4 separate regions of the Homo sapiens genome follow, and all the other regions are linked to region 2. A link is a contact called in ENCODE Hi-C or POLR2A ChIA-PET data. All regions are on one chromosome and are shown on one strand. Each heading gives the region's core, a stretch centred on a gene start or an enhancer-like site at or near the end of the contact. The rest is flanking DNA. Distances are from core to core; before and after follow the strand shown.

The links. Hi-C counts contacts between places; a loop is a spot of excess contacts on that map. ChIA-PET counts read pairs that join two places held with the same protein, here RNA polymerase II (POLR2A). Pooled maps may share reads with other maps.
Region 1: a loop to region 2 is called in a map of B cell, with 7 times the contacts of the local background. The contact joins the promoter of PSMC3 here to the enhancer-like site in region 2. A Hi-C loop is called at or near these places in 1 of 168 maps with a recorded cell type or tissue (B cell), 3 of 37 single-sample maps with no recorded cell type and 9 of 50 pooled maps.
Region 3: a pooled map shows a loop between it and region 2 (7-fold over the local background). The contact joins the promoter of CELF1 here to the enhancer-like site in region 2. A Hi-C loop is called at or near these places in 2 of 37 single-sample maps with no recorded cell type and 10 of 50 pooled maps. POLR2A ChIA-PET finds 5 or more read pairs at or near these places in 2 of 52 experiments (H1 and HepG2).
Region 4: a map with no recorded cell type shows a loop between it and region 2 (3-fold over the local background). The contact joins two enhancer-like sites. A Hi-C loop is called at or near these places in 4 of 37 single-sample maps with no recorded cell type and 4 of 50 pooled maps. POLR2A ChIA-PET finds 5 or more read pairs at or near these places in 3 of 52 experiments (activated CD4-positive, alpha-beta T cell and activated T-cell).

What each region holds. Positions count from the first base shown.
Region 1 is chr11:47,424,577-47,427,746 of GRCh38, forward strand. PSMC3 (proteasome 26S subunit, ATPase 3) reads right to left here and starts at 1,863. Exons shown (of 12, transcript NM_002804.5): 1 at 1,629-1,863; 2 at 1,291-1,374; 3 at 545-670; 4 at 31-135. The coding sequence starts at 1,703. RefSeq lists silencers at 1,490-1,701, 1,972-2,101 and an enhancer at 1,672-1,871.
Region 2 is chr11:48,108,344-48,111,990 of GRCh38, forward strand. PTPRJ (protein tyrosine phosphatase receptor type J) reads left to right here. Exons shown (of 25, transcript NM_002843.4): 2 at 1,715-1,733. Among named protein-coding and RNA genes, the nearest start is that of MIR3161, 13 kb to the left of the region's middle. Within about 2 kb of position 1,653, at least 18 of the 41 ENCODE cell types and tissues checked have a DNase peak (open chromatin) inside an H3K27ac peak, as active enhancers do; they include B cell, where a contact is called at or near this core.
Region 3 is chr11:47,551,672-47,554,876 of GRCh38, forward strand. It overlaps CELF1 (CUGBP Elav-like family member 1), which reads right to left and starts at 1,461. Exons shown (of 15, transcript NM_001376376.1): 1 at 1,321-1,461. RefSeq lists enhancers at 1-348, 1,024-1,699 and silencers at 1,047-1,136, 1,207-1,736.
Region 4 is chr11:47,511,819-47,515,067 of GRCh38, forward strand. All of the region lies in intron 1 of CELF1 (CUGBP Elav-like family member 1), which reads right to left. Among named protein-coding and RNA genes, the nearest start is that of CELF1, 40 kb to the right of the region's middle. RefSeq lists a silencer at 1,742-1,881. Within about 2 kb of position 1,578, at least 12 of the 41 ENCODE cell types and tissues checked have a DNase peak (open chromatin) inside an H3K27ac peak, as active enhancers do.

The DNA.
Region 1 (3,170 bases), core at 613-3,112, 680 kb before region 2:
TCCAGTCTCTCATTGCTGAGCCACGCTCACCTGTCGTGTAGAGGTTTTGATCACAGCACACTTGCCCTTCCTCTGGGAGTCCAGGTCAATATTGGCACCATCCTCCTCTTGGTCATTAGGATCAACATCCAGGAGCTGGGAAGGAAAAAATACTCAGCTCCTTGAACTCCCCAAGGCCCAGTGCTTCCTAAGACAGTTCCTAATACCTGCAGGGCTGGCCATCCTTACCTCCCTCCTCCAATAGCCCTGAGCCCACCAAACGTGGGTGCCCCTGCTAAGCCCAGGGATTGATCTCTGTGTAGGTGCTGCTCCTCTGCACAGGGCTCATCTACCCCGGAGGAGACATAACCAACAGAAAAGGAGACACGTGAGACCTCCCAGGACTTTGCAGGCCCCGTCTTCCCCATGAAAGTGCCCCAGGAGGTGTAGCTCTGACATGCAGTTTGGCCTCAATACCTCCACCCACTCTTTCCCTAGTGGCCCCACCCCAGGCTGTCCCCATTCCCTGCTGACTCCCTCTCTTCCCCTCCACATACACACACACCTCGATGACGTTGGAGACAAGGTACGGCAGGGTCTTGTTCACTTTGATTTTCTCACTGTTCTCTTTTATCTTGTCCTTCATGGCTTGGAGCTCATGGGTGACTCTCAACACTTCACTCTTCATGATCTGAGATCAGGAGGGGAGGAGAAGCAAATATAAACCCTGGCACAGCTTATGCTAGAGCCCTGTAACTAGTGAGGTCCAGGGTGCCCAGGGGACCCTCCCGCATCCATTCATCCAGCTCTGAGGCTCTCTGAAGGCAGAGTCTGACTGTGTCCACATCCTGCAGAAGTCAAAAGAGGAGGCCAGTTTGGAAACCTCCTGGTGAAATAGTGGTAGTATTGGAATAAAAGCAGGCCTCCGAGAGAGGCAAACATAGGTTTTAGGTTCTGCCTCATAGTAAGAACTGGGTGCTTTATCGCAGTACAAACCTCTCTGGGCCTGTCTCCTCATCTGTAAAATAGGCATTTTACTAAAAGAAGGATTCTTGAGAGGATTATTCCCAGTTCTCACTGGGAAAGGCAATCTGATAACTTCTCATCTCAGCCCAGGCCTCCCACCACCCCCTACCTGTCTTCTTGTCCCTTTTAAGGCTTAGTTTTCTTTCCTCTCTTCCTGATATGAGGGGGAAGCCCGAGCCCCATGTCTCCCCCAGGGTGCCCGATTAGGAAGTACGAGAGGCGACTCGGATCGCCGGGGCCTGTCCTGTGGGGGCTCCATCGCCCGCACAGGAGCTGTGCGCCCACCTTGATCTCACTGTCCAGCAGCCGTGTGCGCTGGATGATCTCCTCCGTGGACATCTTGAGCACCTCCTCCCCAATTCCATCTTGCTGTAAAAAATTATTTGTTTATTTATATATTTACTTTTACTCAGGACAAGCATCCCTCGTTCTCCGAACCCACTCACAGCCTCAGTTTCCACGCCCATAAAACCAGGATGGAGTCAGGACCCCTGCCCACATCCCAAACAACCCCGTCCCCGGGATCGGGCCAGACCTTGACCCCCAGCCACCTCCTTCCCTCTTGTCAATGGCGTCTCCCTGCGGGCCCCGGTTCCCGGACCGCCAGCTCGCCCGGTGCCCACCTCGGCCTCATCCCACACGGTCGCCATCTTCTCCTGCCGAGTCACTGGACTCTCAATATTCGGCAGCAGATTCATTTCCTGGAGGAGCGGGCAGAAGATGGGACCAGGCGGGAGCCGCAACGGGAGATTAATACCGTCTTTCTTAAAGCCTTCTCTTGACCAGTGGAAAACCTCTCCCCACAAATCCCGACTCTTGACCCGACCAGCTCCGGCCGTGCTGCGGAGCAGCGAATCTGCCTCTCCGATTCCAAAGACCAACCCCTGGCCACAGGCCCCGCCCCCGCGGACCCCGAAACGTTCCCGCCCGCGTCCTATTTTTGCCGGGCGCGAGAGGTGGGGCCGCTATTGGCCGACACGCGCGTTGGGGGCGGGGCCTATGTGTAAAACCGGAAAGGGAGGGAGAAGGGTGGGATCCGCGAGGGCCTTTGGGAAATGTAGTCTTTAATCTGGCCCGTGACAGATGCTTGCGGAGGGGCGCGTTCAAACTCAGACCGTGACCCCGCTAGGAATAAGGGGATTTACACAATGACACTGCCTCCCAATTAATAAACGACATAGGCCAGCCGTGTGCAAAGGGCCAAAAAGGCATGCCACCTCAGTCCGCATTTTTACAATTATTTAAGTACAAGCTGGCCACCCGGAGTTACGGGAGGGAATCATTAACCAGCTTTAAAGAGAAATCGCTGCTGCTCCTAACGTCAGAGCAGGCTTCACGGAATTGTCCACGTGGGAAGAACTCAATTGACCATCAGCCTCTACGATTAAAAACATTATGACTCGGGCCGGGCGCGGTGGCTCACGCCTGTAATCCCAGCACTTTGGGAGGCCGAGGCGGGCGGATCACGAGGTCAGGAGATCGAGACCATCCTGGCTAACACGGTGAAACCCCGTCTCTACTAAATATACAAAAAATTAGCCGGGCGTGGTGGTGGGCGCCCGTAGTCCCAGCTACTCCGGGCTGAGCCAGGAGAATGGCATGAACCTCGGAGGCGGAGCTTGCAGTGAGCCGTGATCGCGCCACTGCACTCCAGCCTGGGCGACAGAGCGAGACTCCGTCTCAAAAAAAATTATGTCTCGTATCTGCAATTGTTTGTTTTCTCTGACCATGGTTAGTAATCTCAGTGAGCAGAGCGGGTCTCCGGATCATGGGAGACTCATTCGTTGTACCCTTGTCGGCTATTTTAAATGATCTCTCCTTATCCTTTGAGGTGAGCCCTGGAGCCCCTTTAAAGGGAACTTCATGTAAGCAACATAGCTTATATTTCAAGTCAAACCATCACAAACACTCTGTTAACCTGATGAAAATCTGTGCAATCGTTGCCTTTTTTTTGTTTGCTTGTTTGTTTTTTGTTTTTTGAGACGGAGTCTCGCTCTGTCGCCCAGGCTGGAATGCAGTGGCGCGGTCTCTCCCTACCGCAACCTCCGCCTCCCGGGTTCAATGGATTCTCCTGCCTCAGCCTCTCAAGTAGCTGGGATTACAGGCACCCACCACCACGCCCAACTAATTTTTGTATTTTTAGTAGAGACAAGGTTTCACCATGT
Region 2 (3,647 bases), core at 403-2,902:
GAGGGACAGAGAGGTTAATTAAGCAAGCTACCTGCCCGCAGTTACATGGCCAGAAGCAGTGGCACTGAACGACTTCCTTCAGGCGGTCTGAGTCCAGGTCTCAGCTCTTAGCCATCACTCCATGGTTCTGTGCTGAGACAAGGGATGTAGAAAGCCCAGCACAGTGTCTGTTACATAGTAGGTGCTTAGTAAGTTAGAGTTCCTTTTTATCCTCAGAATGCGTTTGCAAGTATAGCCTCCCACAGTGCTTTTACTTTAATCTTTCCCCTTACTGGGCAAAAAAATGTTTGCTGCCCTGTGCGACTTGCCTAGCTATTGACTTCTCTTTTTTCTGCCTCTCTCCTATGATCCATCCTAGACTGTGGATTGAGGCTCAGCCTAGATTAAAGGGCAGGGGCTGGAGGAGGAAGATGAGCTGAAAAAGGGTAGGCCTGAGGCGCGAAGGAGTTGATGGTAGGGTGGAAGGTGGGAATGGGAAGTTTGAGAATTGGAGGACCTGGGGGCAAGACTTTCCCCCTCTGGGCTCGTTCTTTCCTTCCTGTGCCGTTTATTGAGTGCCTACTGGGTCCACCATTCTAGGCATGGGGCACAGACAAGATCTCTGTTCTCATGGAGCACACAGTGTGGTTGGAGGAGTCAGTGATGGACAGAGAGTGAGGGGTGTTGGTTTCCATGGCTGCTCGGAGAAGGACTTGCTGAGGAGGTGGCGTTTTGGGCAGGCCATGAAAAGGTCTGGGCAGAGTGTGTTTGTGGGAGGGAATAAATATGTAAAGGCTCTAGGGGAGAATCAGTTTCGAGAATGTGAGGGGGCAGTGAGACCAGAGGGGCTAGTGGGCTGTGGCTGAGTTTGAATTTTATTCTAAGTGTCATGGAAAGTAGGAGGACGGTTTTTTCCACCAGGGTCCTTTTTGATTATTTTATTCTTCGTGACGATCCTACTTAAAAAAAAAAATCTTATTCACCAAAAAGGTGTGTTTGTGAAACAATAGAGTGTACAACCTTGAATCACTTTAGATTTTTAAAGTATAGGGAAACAATTATGGATCACAATGAATATCCTTGAGGGCTGCTCCCCTCCCCAGCTGACACTGTCAGCTAAACCTTTAAGGCCTCTTGTGTGTCAAGCATTAATTCTTCCCAAAGCTGCTTGACATGTGATTAAAAATTTTTACTGCCACCTACTGATGGAAAGAAGAAGATGAATTTTTGTACAATGAAAATCCCAAACACAGTGGATTTCTGGTTTCCACTGTGCTGTCAGGACTGGGAAATGGGTCTGGGGAAGGGGTGTGCTGGGCTTGGTATCCCCCCCACCCAACCCCCTTTTTTTGGCCCTGACAATCTGGTCTCTGCTTCTGTGTCCTTCTGCTTCAGCTCATCGCACAGTGGGTGGAGGGAGGTGCTGACCTGGGGAGTTGCTCCGGGGAGAGGGCTGGAGGTGGGGGGATGTGTCTGGGGAGAAACACTGGGCACTGGGAGTCAGCAGCCGCCAGCCCCCACATAACCCAGTTAATCCTTTGTAATTGACCCCGAGGTTGCAATGATTCCCTGTGTTTAATGTCCCAAGACGGCCTAACCCTGACCAGCAGACCTTTGCTTAATGTGCTTCTTACCACCCCACCCCCATTATTAAATCCTCAACTGCTTTATTTCTGATTTGCATTTTCCATGGCTGAATGAATCTGCTGACTTCCGTTTTCTTTTTCTGTTTCAGATCCTGTGCGCAGGTGGCAGTGAGTACCCTTTTCCTCTCTATTCTTGTGTTGTTCGCTACTGCCCCCTAATGGACACACAGCAACATTAACAGCAATGTGAAATGCTAATTTATTAAAACCTGCTCGGTTTCCAATTTTTCTTTTTCTTTTTCTTTTCTTTTTTTTTGAGTTGGAGCCTCGCTCTGTAGCCCAGGCTGGAGTGCAGTGGTGCCATCTCGGCTCACTGCAACCTCCGCCTCCCGGGTTCAAGTGATTCTCCTGCCTCAGCCTAGCAAGTAGCTGGGATTACAGGCACGTGCCACCATGTCCGGCTAATTTTTTGTATTTTTAGTAGAGACGGGGCTTCCCCATGTTGGTCTTGAACTCCTGACCTCAGGTGATCCGCCCGCCTTGGCCTCCCAAAGCGCTGGGATTACAGGCGCGAGCCACCACGCCCGGCCCCAATTTTTCTTTAGAAGTAGGAGTGAGGGTGGAAACAACAAATGAAAGAAAAAATTTTAATTAATTGTGCAATCATGATGAAAATTTATATTTTCTGTAATTTTTTTCTAGCCTCATCTGTGGGCGATTTAACTTAGTTGAAATTGTAATACATTATTTGTATATTGTTTATGTGCTGTTATCCTTTAAGTATTTTCTTGTGTTGCTACATTGCCCTTTTGTTGCTACATTGCTACATTTAAAGAATGGGGTGGAAGATCGTCATAACCTTTGGAAAATGAGACCTGGACTCCCGCATGTTTTGCTTTCATGCACAGGGCTGAGTCCCAACTGCTGACAGTGCTGGTTCATTCCCTGGTAATAAAATGAGAAAAATAAGGATATGACTAGAAGTTTTTTAAGGAAGCTTAAATATATTCAGTTGAAAGCACCATCCATCCCTGGATTATGTCCTTACTAATTTTTTGGTCATAAAACATTTCTATAAGAATTGAAGGCCGGGCCTGGTGGCTCATGCCTGTAATCCCAGCACTTTGGGAGGCTGAGGCAGGTGGATCACCTGAATTCAGGAGTTCGAGAACAGCTTGGCCAACATGGTGAAACACCATCTGTACTAAAAATACCAAAAAAATTAGCCAGGTGTGGTGGCATGCACCTGTAATCCCAGCTACTTGGGAGGCTGAGGCAGGAGAATCGCTTGAGCCTGAGAGGTGGAGGCTGCAGTGAGCCGAGATCACTCCATTGCACTCCAGCCTGGGCAACAAGAGTGAAACTCCATCTCAAAAAAAAAAAAAAAAAAAAAAAATTAAAAATAATAGTAGTTGGTAGTTTTTTAAAAAATGTACCTTTTAGGAAAAAAAAAAAAAACCATGGTTTTTGTTTCTCCCCAAAATTTGGGAACTTTTTTTTTCCTGATTGGTAAAATCTCAGTTTGTGAGATAAAATAATTAGATTGTACTCATGGAAGCATATATGGGCAGATCTTGCTGAAATCTTCTAATAAAGCAAATCTCAATTAATAATGGTAATTAGAGCCTGTGCAAACAATGGGAAGAGTACTGCCGTTGGTTTTTCTTCCTGTTAATTAGTTTAATAAATAAACTGGTGGGTACCTTGTACAGGCTTGAATCACTGCTGCAGAAGAACACTTCTATTCAAACATCTACCGTAGGTAGTAGAATTGCGGGAAACAGAAATCATGAGCTATTTTAACTGAAAGGATTTACCCTGGGAAGTGAGAGTTTACAGAGTCATTGGAAGGGCCGCTGTATTAGTTTGCCAGGGCTGCTGTAATAAGATCAAGGTCTTGGGGGTTAGGACTTCAACATATGAATTTGGGGGTGGCGGAGCACAAGTCAGCTCATAACAGCTGGGGAGGAGGCTTTAGGCCTGGCCCTGAGAAATTACTCCCAGACTAAGGCTGCAGAACTGACCCCCTAGAGAGTCACCACCTTGGTCATAGACAGCAAGCAGAGAGGGAGGAATCAGGAA
Region 3 (3,205 bases), core at 211-2,710, 560 kb before region 2:
GCCTTCCCAATTCATGGGTAATCAAAGACAGTGAAAAGAACTTTAAAAGGTGAAGTTCCGGGCGGGGGCGGTGGCTCACGCCTGTAATCCCCAGCACTCTGGGAGGTCGAGGCGGGTGGATCACCCGAGGTCAGGAGTTCGAGACCATCCAGCCTGATCAACATGGTGAAACCCCGTCTATACTAAAAATACGAAAATTAGCCAGGCCTGGTGGCACATGCCTGTAATCCCAGCTACTTGGGAGGCTGAGGCAGGAGAATTGCTTGAACCTGGGGAGGTTGCAGTGAGCCGAGATAGCGCCACTGCACTCCAGCCTAAGCAACAAGAGCGAAACTCCGTCTTAAAAAAAAAAAAAAAAAAGATGAAGTTCTTGTAAAAGATTCATTATTTGTAACCTCTTACACTGCACACATTATAAAGCATTTCATGCTCTTTAAAACTGTTATACAGCCTTTTTACTCGAAGGTAATAAACCTACAGCTCTCTCCTGGCGAGAAAGAGATTCCATTTTGCGGAAACAGATTCCAGTCAAAATCTTACCACATTCCCCTCAACTATGGGTATGAGCCTAAACCAATGAGAAGCTCCTTGGTGCATGTGTAATGGTCTCCAAGAATTACAACAACATCCTACCCGGAGGACCACAACCACGACACCACTGGCTTTAAAATCAAAGCCTGGTCCCTAGCGAAGAAAGCGCTTTAATGTGCTCCTCCCGCTCCCGGGTGCGAGATTCCTGCCCAGCTACTAGGCCACGACTGGGTGAGCACCTGATGTGGGGGGAGGGCGAGCCAAGGCCGTAGCGGATCTGGGGCGAGGAACGAGGGGCTCTCGAGGCTCGGGAAAAGCGCTGCCTTCTAGGGGCGCGGACCCTTCGGCACCCACAGGAGTGGACACTAAGAACACGTGAGACGACAGGGGCAGAGATGGGGTGTCCCGGGCAGGTAGCCTGGGTCCAGCACGGCAGCCAGAAAGACGAGGAAAACGGAGCTGGCCCTGGGCAGGGCACGAGGCCTCTGAGCCTAGAGAGTGAAGGTAAAGGGCGCGGGGAGAGGAAGCAAAGCCACGAGGAGGGCGGGTCTCCCTGGGCGCGGGGGCACGCGCTGGGCAAACGCGACAGGACCCGGGGAGCCGGGGACCCCGACATGCAGGAGGAGATCGCAGCCCTACCCCAGGACGCAGGGAACGAGAAAAGGCCGCGCCCGGAGGGCCCTGTGACCCGCGGCCTCCCTAACCGGACCCGCCCCGCGGCGCCTCCCTCTTGCCTTTTTTCCCCTCCCTCCCTCCCGCGGCCCGTTATCCTGCGGCCGCAGCACTCACCAGCGGCTGCACCTGAGCCTGCCGCTGCCTCAGTTGCTGCCTGCGCCTCCGCAGCCGCCGCCGCCGCCTCGCTGCTGAGGCCGAATCCCGGGGGAGCCTCCGCGTCCCGCCGCCGCTGCCGCTGCCGCCAGAGCAGAACACCCCAAAATGGCGGCACTTCCGGCACCTACCACCGGCGGGGAGGGCAGAGGAGGAGGGGGAGCGCGGCGAGGGGGAACGTATCACCGCGGCGCCGCCCGCAGCGCCGATGCGAGCGGAGCGCGGCGTAGGGGCGGGCCGAGCGCCGGGCGCTGCAGCGCCCCCTCGGGCTGGGAAGTGGAGGAGCAGCCGCACCTAAGCCCCTGGGGCCGCGGGCGGAGCCCTCAACCTAGGGAGCTGCAGGGGCGCATCTCTTTGTCTCCGATCCCTACTGGAGGGAAGAGCCAGGCCTGGGAATCTGAAGTTCTCGACTCCGCCCATCGCACCCACAGGAGCTCTAGATGACCCTGGTGGGCAAGGAGGCACCCCTACTGGGCACTGAATAGGAGCATAATAAGATATTTGTTGAATAAATGGATGAGTGAGTGACTGGTGCTTGGCCAGCGTTGGGCACATGGCACGCCCCTTTTTGCCCCAGCAGACAAGCAACAGCATCCAGGCCTTCCTTCTTTGCTGGGATGTGAATATGTGTGTTCCAAGTGCAGGGAGTGCTTTTTAGCAAGATAATCAGTGTGAACGCACAACCTGGCAACGATCGCTGCGACATAAGGAAGTTCACAAAGATTCTATTAAGAGACCGATTGCCCAGCCATAACCTGCTTTTACCGAAAAAAAAATATATATATATATTTTTTTTTCTTAACTCAGGTTAGGTCTCTAAAGACTTCCTCCTGAGTTACTCTGGAATCCCTGGGTCTAGATGGAACGCAAGCAGTACAATTTGTTGTTGTTGTTGTTGTTGTTTAAGCCAACATTTATTCCTAGGTTCCAGACCTTGTGAGGCAGTTAAATGCAGATTAAGAAAGAAAACTTTGTTCTGGAAGCTTTTGGCCCCATCAACATGCAAATAACTCATGGGATGGTTTCTCTCTAACATCATCTGGCTTCCCAGAGAATATAATTTTTATACCCACAAATACTGATTATATCCTACCTTACCACAAACAACAAGTGGGCTTCCAAGCAGAAGCCTCAAGGGTTTTCCTCTTTCGCCTTTGGGGGGGAAAAAAACTAACCAGAGTTTTTCTGGTACCATATAGTCCTTAAATTGTACATGATCATATTCCCTAATTGTACTGGGTAGTTTTATATACATTCATAATGCTGATATATGATCTTGTTCTTGTTAATAGTTTTATGTGTAGTTGACTGAAAACATCCTATATTTATAGACCATTATAGCTTACAGAATGTTGTCACAAATATTACCATATATTTGCTGCTATAGGTTGTAGAAATGTTTCAAGCAGAGAGTCTGTCTCCTTTTGTGCTCCATAGAATCATGTGGATATCCACATGGCTCACTTCCTCACCTCCTTCAGACTTTGACTTAAGTGTCACCTTCTCAGTCCAGTCTTCCCTAAGCACTCTATTTTACACTGCTTGCATGCATGGCATGTGCACACACACACACACCCATGCTTTCAATCCCACTTTCATTTTTATCCAAAACATTTATCATTATCTAACACAGTTTTTTTTTTTTTTTGAGACGGAGTCTAGCTCTTGTCACCCAGGCTGGAGTGCAGTGGCGCGATCTCGGCTCACTGCAACCTCCACCTCCCAGGTTCAAGCAATTCTCCTGCCTCAGCCTCCCGAGTAGCTGGGATTACAGGCGCGTGCCACGATGCCTGACTAATTTTTGTATTTTTAGTGGAGACGGGGTTTCAACCCCTGTTGGTCAGGC
Region 4 (3,249 bases), core at 328-2,827, 600 kb before region 2:
GTCTGTTTAAATGCTAAGGGCCATAAAGTTGAGTCTGACTTTTTTTTTGAGACAGAGTCTCTCTCTCTTTTCCAGGCTGAAGTGAAGTGGCATGATCTCGACTCACTGCAACCTCTGCCTCCCGGGTTCAAGTGCTTCTTGTGCCTCAGCCTCCCAAGCAGCTAGGACTACAGGCACAAGCCATCATGCCCAGCTAATGTTTTGTATTTTCAGCAGAAACAGGGTTTCCCCATGTTGCCAAAGCTGGTCTTGAACTCCTGAGTTTAGGCAATCCACCCTCCTTGGCCTCCCAGAGTAAGCTAGGATTACAGGAGTGAGCCACTGTGCCCGGTTTTTTGTTTTGTTTTGTTTTGAGATGGAGTCCCGCTCTGTTTCCCAGGCTGGAGTGCGGTGGCATGATCTCTGCTTACTGCAACCTCCGCCTCCCAGGTTCAAACGATTCTCCTGCCTCAACCTCCTGAGTAGCTGGGACTACAGGCACTGGCCACCAAGCCTGGCTAATTTTTTTGTATTTTTAGTAGAGACAGGTTTTCACTGTATTAGCCAGGATAGTCCTGATCTCCTGACCTCATGATCCACCTGCCTTGGCCTCCCAAAGTGCTGGAATTACAGGCATGAGCCACCGTGCCCAGAATTTTTTTTTTTTTTTTTTTTTTAGAGATGAGGGATCACTCTGCCCAGCTAATTTTTTTTGTATTTTTAGTAGAGACAGAGTCTGGCCATGTTAGCCAGGGTGGTCTCGAACTCCTGACCTCAAATGATCTGCCTGCCTCAGCCTCCCGAAATGTTGGGATTACAGATGTGAGCCTCCGCACCCTGCCCAAACTTTTAACTGGAAAAGAGAAAAAAGACAAATAATAGAAATAACTTGGGAAAAGTATATTCTCTTTAAAGTATTACTTTTTGGTCAGCTTGCAATGCCCTTTACTTCTTTCTTCCTGTTACATGCCTAGCTCAATAAGTAAGTTAGGCCCCCTGCTTTGGAAAACTCCATGTTCACCTACTCTCATGCTCCAGAGAGCCAAGTAAACAGATAAAAGGATCAAGCGGGAAGCAGACCTCTCAGGAGCTGGAGGCCTGTAAGCCCAACAATGCTTTAGGCTAAACAGACTAAACTTTATGCTAAACCGTGTGAAAATGGACAAGTGAGATTTCCTGAAAACAAAATCCACAGCTTTCATCAGATTCTATAAGGGGTTCACAACCATTCTTAGAATGGTCCCCTCTTGGACTTCCAATCCCTAGAGGATGGGACTAGATTAATCTAGACTAACACTAGGTCATCTAAAACTATAATTGTATTTTCTCTAAACAAGTTTTTAAACAGCTATCTAGTTTAGTCCACATCACATACAATTCACCTCATTTAAAATGTTGTTAGTGATTTTAATCTCATTTCAAAATGTTGTTAGTGAACTATGTTTCAACTTTCTCATTTATATTCATATCCACAGAACACCTGAATAAAAGTAACACATATCAGACCTTCAATTGTTGAACTTAATTCCCCAGTTTATCTGGTGTAATTTGTAAAGTTTCTATGAACTTTCCTGAATTGAGACATACTTGCACTTCCTAGTTTTTTGGGGGTTTTCCCCCCTGAAATTGCAGGTACTGTAAAAGCAACATGTGGGCAGCACCCCCTCTTTTTTTTTTTTTGAGACAGAGTCTCGCTCTGTCACCCAGGCTGGAGTGCAGTGGCGTGATCTCAGCTCACTGCAAGCTCCGCCTCTCGGGTGCATGCCATTCTCCTGCCTCAGCCTTCCGAGTAGCTGGGACTACAGGCACCCGCCACCACGCCTAATTTTTTGTATTTTTAGTAGAGATGGGGTTTCACCATGTTAGCCAGGATGGTCTCGATCTCCTGACCTCGTGATCCGCCCACCTCGGCCTCCCAAAGTGCTAGGATTACAGGCGTGAGCCACTGCGCCCGGCCACCCTCTTTTTTTTTTTTTAAACAAAATATTTCATAAGTATTCCTTCCTGTTTTAATTTTTCCATTTCCCCAACTTTAATTAATTATACTTACAACCATATTTTGGTTTATCTTCTACCAGGATTTCTTCCATGCATACAATAAAATGTACAAACACTCAAATACACAAAATTTTCCTTTTTTTTTTCCCCCCAGATGGAGTCTTGTTCTGTTGTCCAGGCTGGAGTGCAGTGGCATGATCTCAGCTCACTGCAGCCTCTGCCTCCCGGGTTCAAGCAATTCTCCTGCCTCAGCCTCCCAAGTAGCTGGGACTACAGGCGTGCACCACCACACCCAGCTAATTTTTGTATTTTTTAGTACAGACAGGGTTTCGACATGTTGGCCAGGCTGGAACTCCTGACCTCAAGTGATGGGCTCACCTTGGCCTCCCAAAGTACTGGGATTACAGGCATGAGCCACCATGTCTGGCCTCAAATACACAGAATTTTCAAATTCAATATTATACTAAGTATAATACTGCACAACCTACTTTTTTGCACCTAACAATGATAAACATTTTCTCGTAAGCAGCCATTATTAAAGGATCAGAGCCACAAATGGCCTAAAGCTTGACTCTGCCAATAGCATCCTTGCATATTCACAACCAATAAATAGAACTACCTCCCTAATCTAGCTCACCTCCCATTTAGTTATATGATCTTTCCATGAGTATATAAGCACCTAAACCAGAGGTCGTCTCACCTGAGAGACACCCTATTTTAGAGGCACTCAGATGAGGCAAACAGAGCATGCAAAAAACATTTTTAAAAATCTCTTTTTGGCCAGGCATGATGGCTCATGCCTGTAATCCCAGCACTTTGGGAGGCCAAGGCAGGAACATCTCTAGCACCCAGGAGTTTGAGACCAGCCTCGGCAACATAGCAAGACCCTATCTCTACAAAAAAAAAAAAAAAAAAAATCAGACAGGCATGGCAGTGCACGCCTGTAGCCCTAATTTGGATGCTGAGGTAGGAAGATTGCTTGAGTCCAGAAATTTGAGGCTGCAGTGAGCCATGATCGTGCCACTGCACTCCAGTCTGGCTGACAGAGCAAGACCTTGTTTCAAAAAATAAAATAATTTAAAAAATCTCTTTTCCTATTTCCTCCCCAAATGCCCACACACTGGGTGTAACTCTCAAATCCCCCGTATTTCCTCTCTGCTCCCCAAACAGCTTCCTACTGTGGTGAGAGCTGGGAGGTGGGAGGAGGAATCTAATTCTTTCTATAGTTCCTGTTTCTTTACCATGGCAGTACTGTCAACAATGGACAACAAA